2 separate regions of the Homo sapiens genome follow, and region 2 is linked to region 1. The links are chromatin loops, found by intact Hi-C in ENCODE. Cell type or tissue: PC-3. All regions are shown on one strand. Each heading gives the region's core, and the rest is flanking DNA. Links, peaks and the distances in the headings are about the cores only.

Evidence for each region. Peaks named below come from ENCODE experiments on the same cell type or tissue, not always from the same donor. Only the 100,000 strongest peaks of a DNase experiment are listed, where the experiment ranks them.
Region 2: it touches region 1 in a loop (4-fold over the local background); 10 of 110 quality-filtered maps call a loop at or near these places.

Annotation. Positions count from the first base shown.
Region 1 is chr1:247,485,988-247,488,807 of GRCh38, reverse strand. It overlaps the pseudogene OR2W5P. Among named protein-coding and RNA genes, the nearest start is that of OR2B11, 29 kb to the right of the region's middle. In PC-3, for the core only: a CTCF peak has its summit at 1,533 (motif pointing right); a DNase peak (open chromatin) is centred at 1,497; H3K27me3 peaks cover 514 bases.
Region 2 is chr1:246,906,610-246,909,429 of GRCh38, reverse strand. It overlaps AHCTF1 (AT-hook containing transcription factor 1), which reads left to right. Exons shown (of 36, transcript NM_001323342.2): 5 at 1,672-1,879. Among named protein-coding and RNA genes, the nearest start is that of AHCTF1, 24 kb to the left of the region's middle. In PC-3, for the core only: a CTCF peak has its summit at 1,730; a DNase peak (open chromatin) is centred at 2,409; H3K27ac peaks cover 1,295 bases.

The DNA.
Region 1 (2,820 bases), core at 320-2,819:
ATTTGTGCGAAAACAGAATTACACGGTTCTCTGTTCAAATCAGCTATCATTTTATCAAGAGACTAAAAAGATTGGTTTATTGTGTGTGCATGTAGGCTCAGAAGAGGCCCTAGGATTGGCTCAGCTAGCAATGGACAAATGGATAATGGATAATCACATAATCACTCCTAATCTACTTTAGATACACTTTGCTAGAATTTGGTGCATTTGATTGTTTCCGAGTTGGATACAATGTCTCTTTTCCAAAATGGAGTTCCAAATTGCGAGTTGGCATTGAGAAACCCGTTACTCTGGTGTTCTAACAGATATAAACTCTAATCAAAACTATTACAAGATAACTCTATATCTGCATACAGACGACTGAAGATACAGATATAAATCTCATTGCCACGACAAAGCTTGTATTAAAATCTCACCCTTGTTCTTCCCAGAAAGTAGAAGACCTATGATTCTGTCAACCCTCCTTACTTCAATTCCGGAGACCAACCAGGAGTTTTCTCATGGATAAGGCAGCTAATTCTTGTCCCTTTTAGTTTCTGGATCTTCCAGAGGAAATTACACTGAAAACCCTGAAAGGAGATTGAGCACAAAAATAATGTCTGTCCCATTTAAGTGTTAATAAGCCTTTAAGTAGCAGAGCTTGGAAGAGAAATGATGAACTGTGGGCAGGAATGACAAGCTAAGTGAGTGGTGTGGCATAGTGCCACATTTCAAGTCAACATGTTTTATCTCACGTCCATATATACAGGTAGTCTAGGGTCAAGGAGATGGCAGACCAGCCCCAGGGATAAAGGAAAGCACACTTAGTTCTAAGAGCTTTGAGAATATAGACAATGTCATTTGATTGGTTCATACTAAGTGGATAGGAGGACAACTTCAATGCCATCTCACCTTGGGGATTTGGAGTCATCTAGGGGCATGAGGAAAAGTGACATCAGCTTGTTCACAGAGCTAAGACCTCAGGGACTCGTGTCATCTAGAGATTGGCCCGGCCACCGCCCCCCCCCCGCCCCCCGCCCCCCACAACACACACAAACACAAAACTCACCGGGGAGGCAACACAGAAAGTTCCCAAATGTGGGGCTCAGGTATTCTTGAAAAGAGAATTAATTTCTGGGTTCTATGTCAAAACAGAAGTAGATCAATTTCTTCATTTGGTCCTGGACTCACAAAATTAAAATCATTAAAATGTGGGGAGGCAAGCATCCCCAAAGAATGTACATCCTCCAATATAAGAAATAATGAGGTAAGGGGGACACTGATATAGGAAACTCTTGGGTCTGTTATTGCCACATTAAGAGGCCACAGGAAACTTCAGTTCTTCCCTCCATTCCACTCAATATTTTTACCTCCTGCAGGGATGGGGCTACATCAGGAGGCTGGTGTTCATCCAGGAGAGTCCTGTGTGGGTTACTCTGCCCTACCTCTCCCCACATTCACTGTGCATGTGTCTTCCCAGTAGCCAAGGCTCTCCCATCTCACCTCCTACAGGAGACCTCTCAAACAGAAACACTAGATGGCAACATCAGCCTTCCATACAGCTGCCAAAAATCATGTGTGTGGAAGATTTTATTTAGCATTTTTAAACTGGCATTGGTGTATTAAGTCAAAATAGGAATTTCTTAAGAAGTAGCAGAAAATAGAATATCTCCAATTTTCTTGAATATCAGCTGTTAACATTTATTGATTAAAAAAACTTGCATACAGTTTGAAAAAAACACCTTATTTTCTAATTTTACATAAGGAAAAATTAATTTCCAACTACACTGTGGTGACTGACTTACTCAAGGTCAAATAACTAGTAGCCACTGGCTGCCCAAACTGGAACCACCTCTCACCAATCATCTTATCTCTTACCCTTCCCATTACATTAAATAAAATGGAACTGATACTATTGAGGTGGAGGATAATTAGTAAAGAGATTCAAACTATGGTTTTTCAGGCTCCAAGTTAACATTTTAAGTTTTTTTTTTTTTTAAATAATAAAATTGTCTTTTTACTGCATGGGATTCTGTCATTTCTAGAACTTTGAAAATAGATATTTCTAGCTAAAATGAAAGAGAATTTTTGCATTTGGAGTTTAACACAACACCTTCTATAGTATTGATGTTTACAATTTGTTTCTTGATTCAGTATTTCCCTTTCCTGGAGGAGTGAATGAAGTCCATTAGGTTCACAGTGCAATCTATGGCAGAAAAGGGATATGAATTATCTTTTCTTCAAGACTTATGTGAAGCTTTTTAATACACAATTTAGCACCCTAAAAGTGGTGGTGTTTATATTCCCTCTTATTTTTATGATTTTTTTAAAAATACATGTGAAATTTATTCCCAAGTAAAGAAACTACTATTCACAGTAGGATTTTTTTGTAATACATGCTTGTTTTCAATTATAATAAGCTATGAATTTATTATCATTTGAACTTGTAGATACATACCTAAAGTATAGTTAGTGTTCGGACAAGATTAATGAGAATATATTTTCTTTTAAAATTTCCTTTAACAGTGTTTCATTAATGAATACAAATTAAAAATAAATGGAAAAGGAAATAATTGGAGGTCTCTTATTAATGAACCGTGACCAGTTGGCTTAATTTACTAAAGCATGAAGATAATGAAGCCGTATTTTTACTCAGATAACAAATATTGCTAAACTTCTTCATCTCTCTAGCTTTTGTGTTTTAACCGTGAATTTTTGTGGATGTGTTTGCATAGCTTTTTTTCTGGAAGTATCTACAACTCTTTGTATGTGTGTTTCTTTGTGTCTGCTTATAAACAGGTTGAGATTCACAGAAAATAACTCAAATTTGGTATCAACAAT
Region 2 (2,820 bases), core at 295-2,794, 580 kb after region 1:
TGCAAATTTTTTTTTTTTTTTTTTTTTTTTTTTTTGAGAGGCTGGAGTGCAGTGGCGCAATCTCGGCTCACTGCAACCTCTGCCTCCTGGGTTCAGGTGATTCTTCTGCCTCAGCCTCCCAAGTAGCTGGGACTACAGTTGCACACCACCATGTGCGGCCAATTTTTTTTTTTTTTTTTTTTAGTAGAGCCGAGGTTTCACCATATTGGTCAGGCTGGTCTTGAACTCCTGACTTCATGATCTGCCTGCCTCAGCCTCCCAAAGTGCTGGGATTACAGGCATGAGCCACCTCACCTGGCTGAATTTTATATATATATAAATAGATAGATAGATAGATAGATAGATAGATATAGATATATATAGATATAGAATTATCTGTTTAATATTTTTGGACTTTGGTTTACTACAGGTAACGGAAATTGGAGAGTGAAACTGTAAATAATGAGAGGGAATACTGTAATGCCAAAATTATAAAACCTTACTTTGAGCTAATTGTTTCATTCATTAAGATTCTTTTTTTTTTTTTTCTTTTGAGACGGAGTCTTGCTCTGTCACCCAGGCTGGGGTGCAGTGGCTCAATCTTGGCTCACGGCAAGCTCTGCCTCCCGGATTCACACCATTCTCCTCCTGCCTCAGCCTCCCCAGCAGCTGGGACTACAGGCGCACGCCGCCATGCCCGGCTAATTTTTTTTTTTTTTTTTTTTTTAGTAGAGACTGGGTTTCACCGTGTTAGCCAGGATGGTCTCAATCTCCTGACCTTGTGATCCGCCCACCTTGGCCTTCCAAAGTGCTGAGATTACAGGCGTGAGCCACCGTGCCCGGCCTAAGATTCTTGGATAAGTCCCTTATTTCATTAAGGGCTGCAAAATGATGATTTTTATGTTCTGTCAATGTAAAGAATAATTTTCTCATTAATTAGGGCTTTCTGGTCACTCTGAAACACAATGTCTACAGAACAGGCAGGATAAATGTTTAGTGTTTCTTAAGTACTAATTTTCAGAGTAAGCAGGTGATACCTAGTTACTCCAATTGTTCAATATAAGGTCTTTTGTAGGTGGGGAGGGTAGGCTTCCCCCTTGCCCCACCCCTCTTTTTTTTTTTTTTTTGTATCCCTGTGAATTTTTCAGGTTTGGCATATTTAATGTGTTTCATTAATTTTATTGTTTTTGATGCCCAAAATGTCCTGTCATTGGTAATGAGAGCCCCTTCATGTTGTCTGATACATTCCCTTTCATCTGTGATAGCTTCCTAGATTATTGGCATAAGATGTACCAGGCTCATTTTATGTATTTTCTTCCCCCTGACCCGGAATCAGCCATTGCTCCAAGGAAGGTATTTAGGTAGTAGTTCTAAATTTCAATAAAGAAATAAATCAGTTTTATTTATGGTTGTTAACCCTAAAAAAATTCTATCTTAGATAATATTTGAGATGTACTGAGAGAATTTTTAAATATTATATAATTGAATGTGTTTTTTAAATTGTGGCATTTAAATAGATAAGGATGGCAATTTTCTAGTTTAACATACTTTTTTGTTATCACTAATCTTTTAATTTCAATTAACTTCATTTAACTCAGTTGACTTCATTTGCAGCTTGAATAATGGATGACATATTTGCTTTTAATGCTGTTTCTAGTTTTTTAACTTCATTTGTCTAATTTGTGGTTTTAGATCTTGAAGTTCTAACTGGTATCCCAGCTGAAGTACCACACATTAGAGAAAGTGTAATGAGACAAGGGCGCCATCTGTGTTTCCAGTTAGTAAGTCCAACAGGAACAGCTGTTTCAACTCTTAGTTACATAAGCAGGACAAATCAGCTTGCTGTAGGTTTTTCTGATGGCTATCTAGCACTTTGGAACATGAAAAGCATGAAAAGAGAGTAAGTATAACTTTTTTCCCTTATTTGATTATAGGTAGTTTTTTTGCATATAGCTTGTACTCATTTACTAATATTTGAAAGTTAGCATAGTGAGAAAAGGGTGGGTAGATTAATGATTGAATGAATGATTGAGATGACTAATTTTTCATGGCATTAAATCAATGTGAATACCATAAAGGAGTGACTTAGCACATGAATTTAGCTTTATTTTTTTTCAGTGTTTATTTAAAAGGCATTACAGTCATGTGTTTAACATGCTAGTAAAGCATGACTTTGTAACTTTACAACGTTTTGGTCAACAACAGTCCTTATGTAAGAAAGGGGTCTCATAAAATTTTACTGTATTTTGATTGTACCTTTTTAATGTTTAAGATACCATTGTGTTATAGTTGCCTGCAGTATTCCATACAGTAACATGCTGTACAGGTTAGTAGACTAAGAGCAACAGGCTATACCATCTAGCCTAGGTATATAGTAGGCTATCTCATCTAGGTTTGTGTTACTAGACTGTATGATGTTTGCACAATGACTGAATCCCTGACGAGCATTTCTCAGAACAGATCCCCTTTTGTTAAGTGACACATGGCTGTGTTTGTATAATATGAGTTCTTTCAGAAGTACCTTCCTAATCATCATCTGTGTAAAGTAACAGCTTAATAAAGAATTCTCAGTTGAGAGGGAAAAAAAAGGATTTTTAAAAATCAAAGTTACAAAATACTTGTGTTTTAAATTTTTTCTGCTGTCAAAAAGTCCCCAAAATATAATTATATTGATACTTTGTAGCTAAGTTAATTTGTGTTAAGCGTTAAATAGATGCCTATTTGGCCCTTAAGTTGTCAATTTATTTGTTTCTCCATTTTTCCTGAGGCATACTGGTATATTTTATTGAGTAATTTATCTTATAGGAAGTGTATCTCAACTCTCTTTGCTGTTATCCTTTT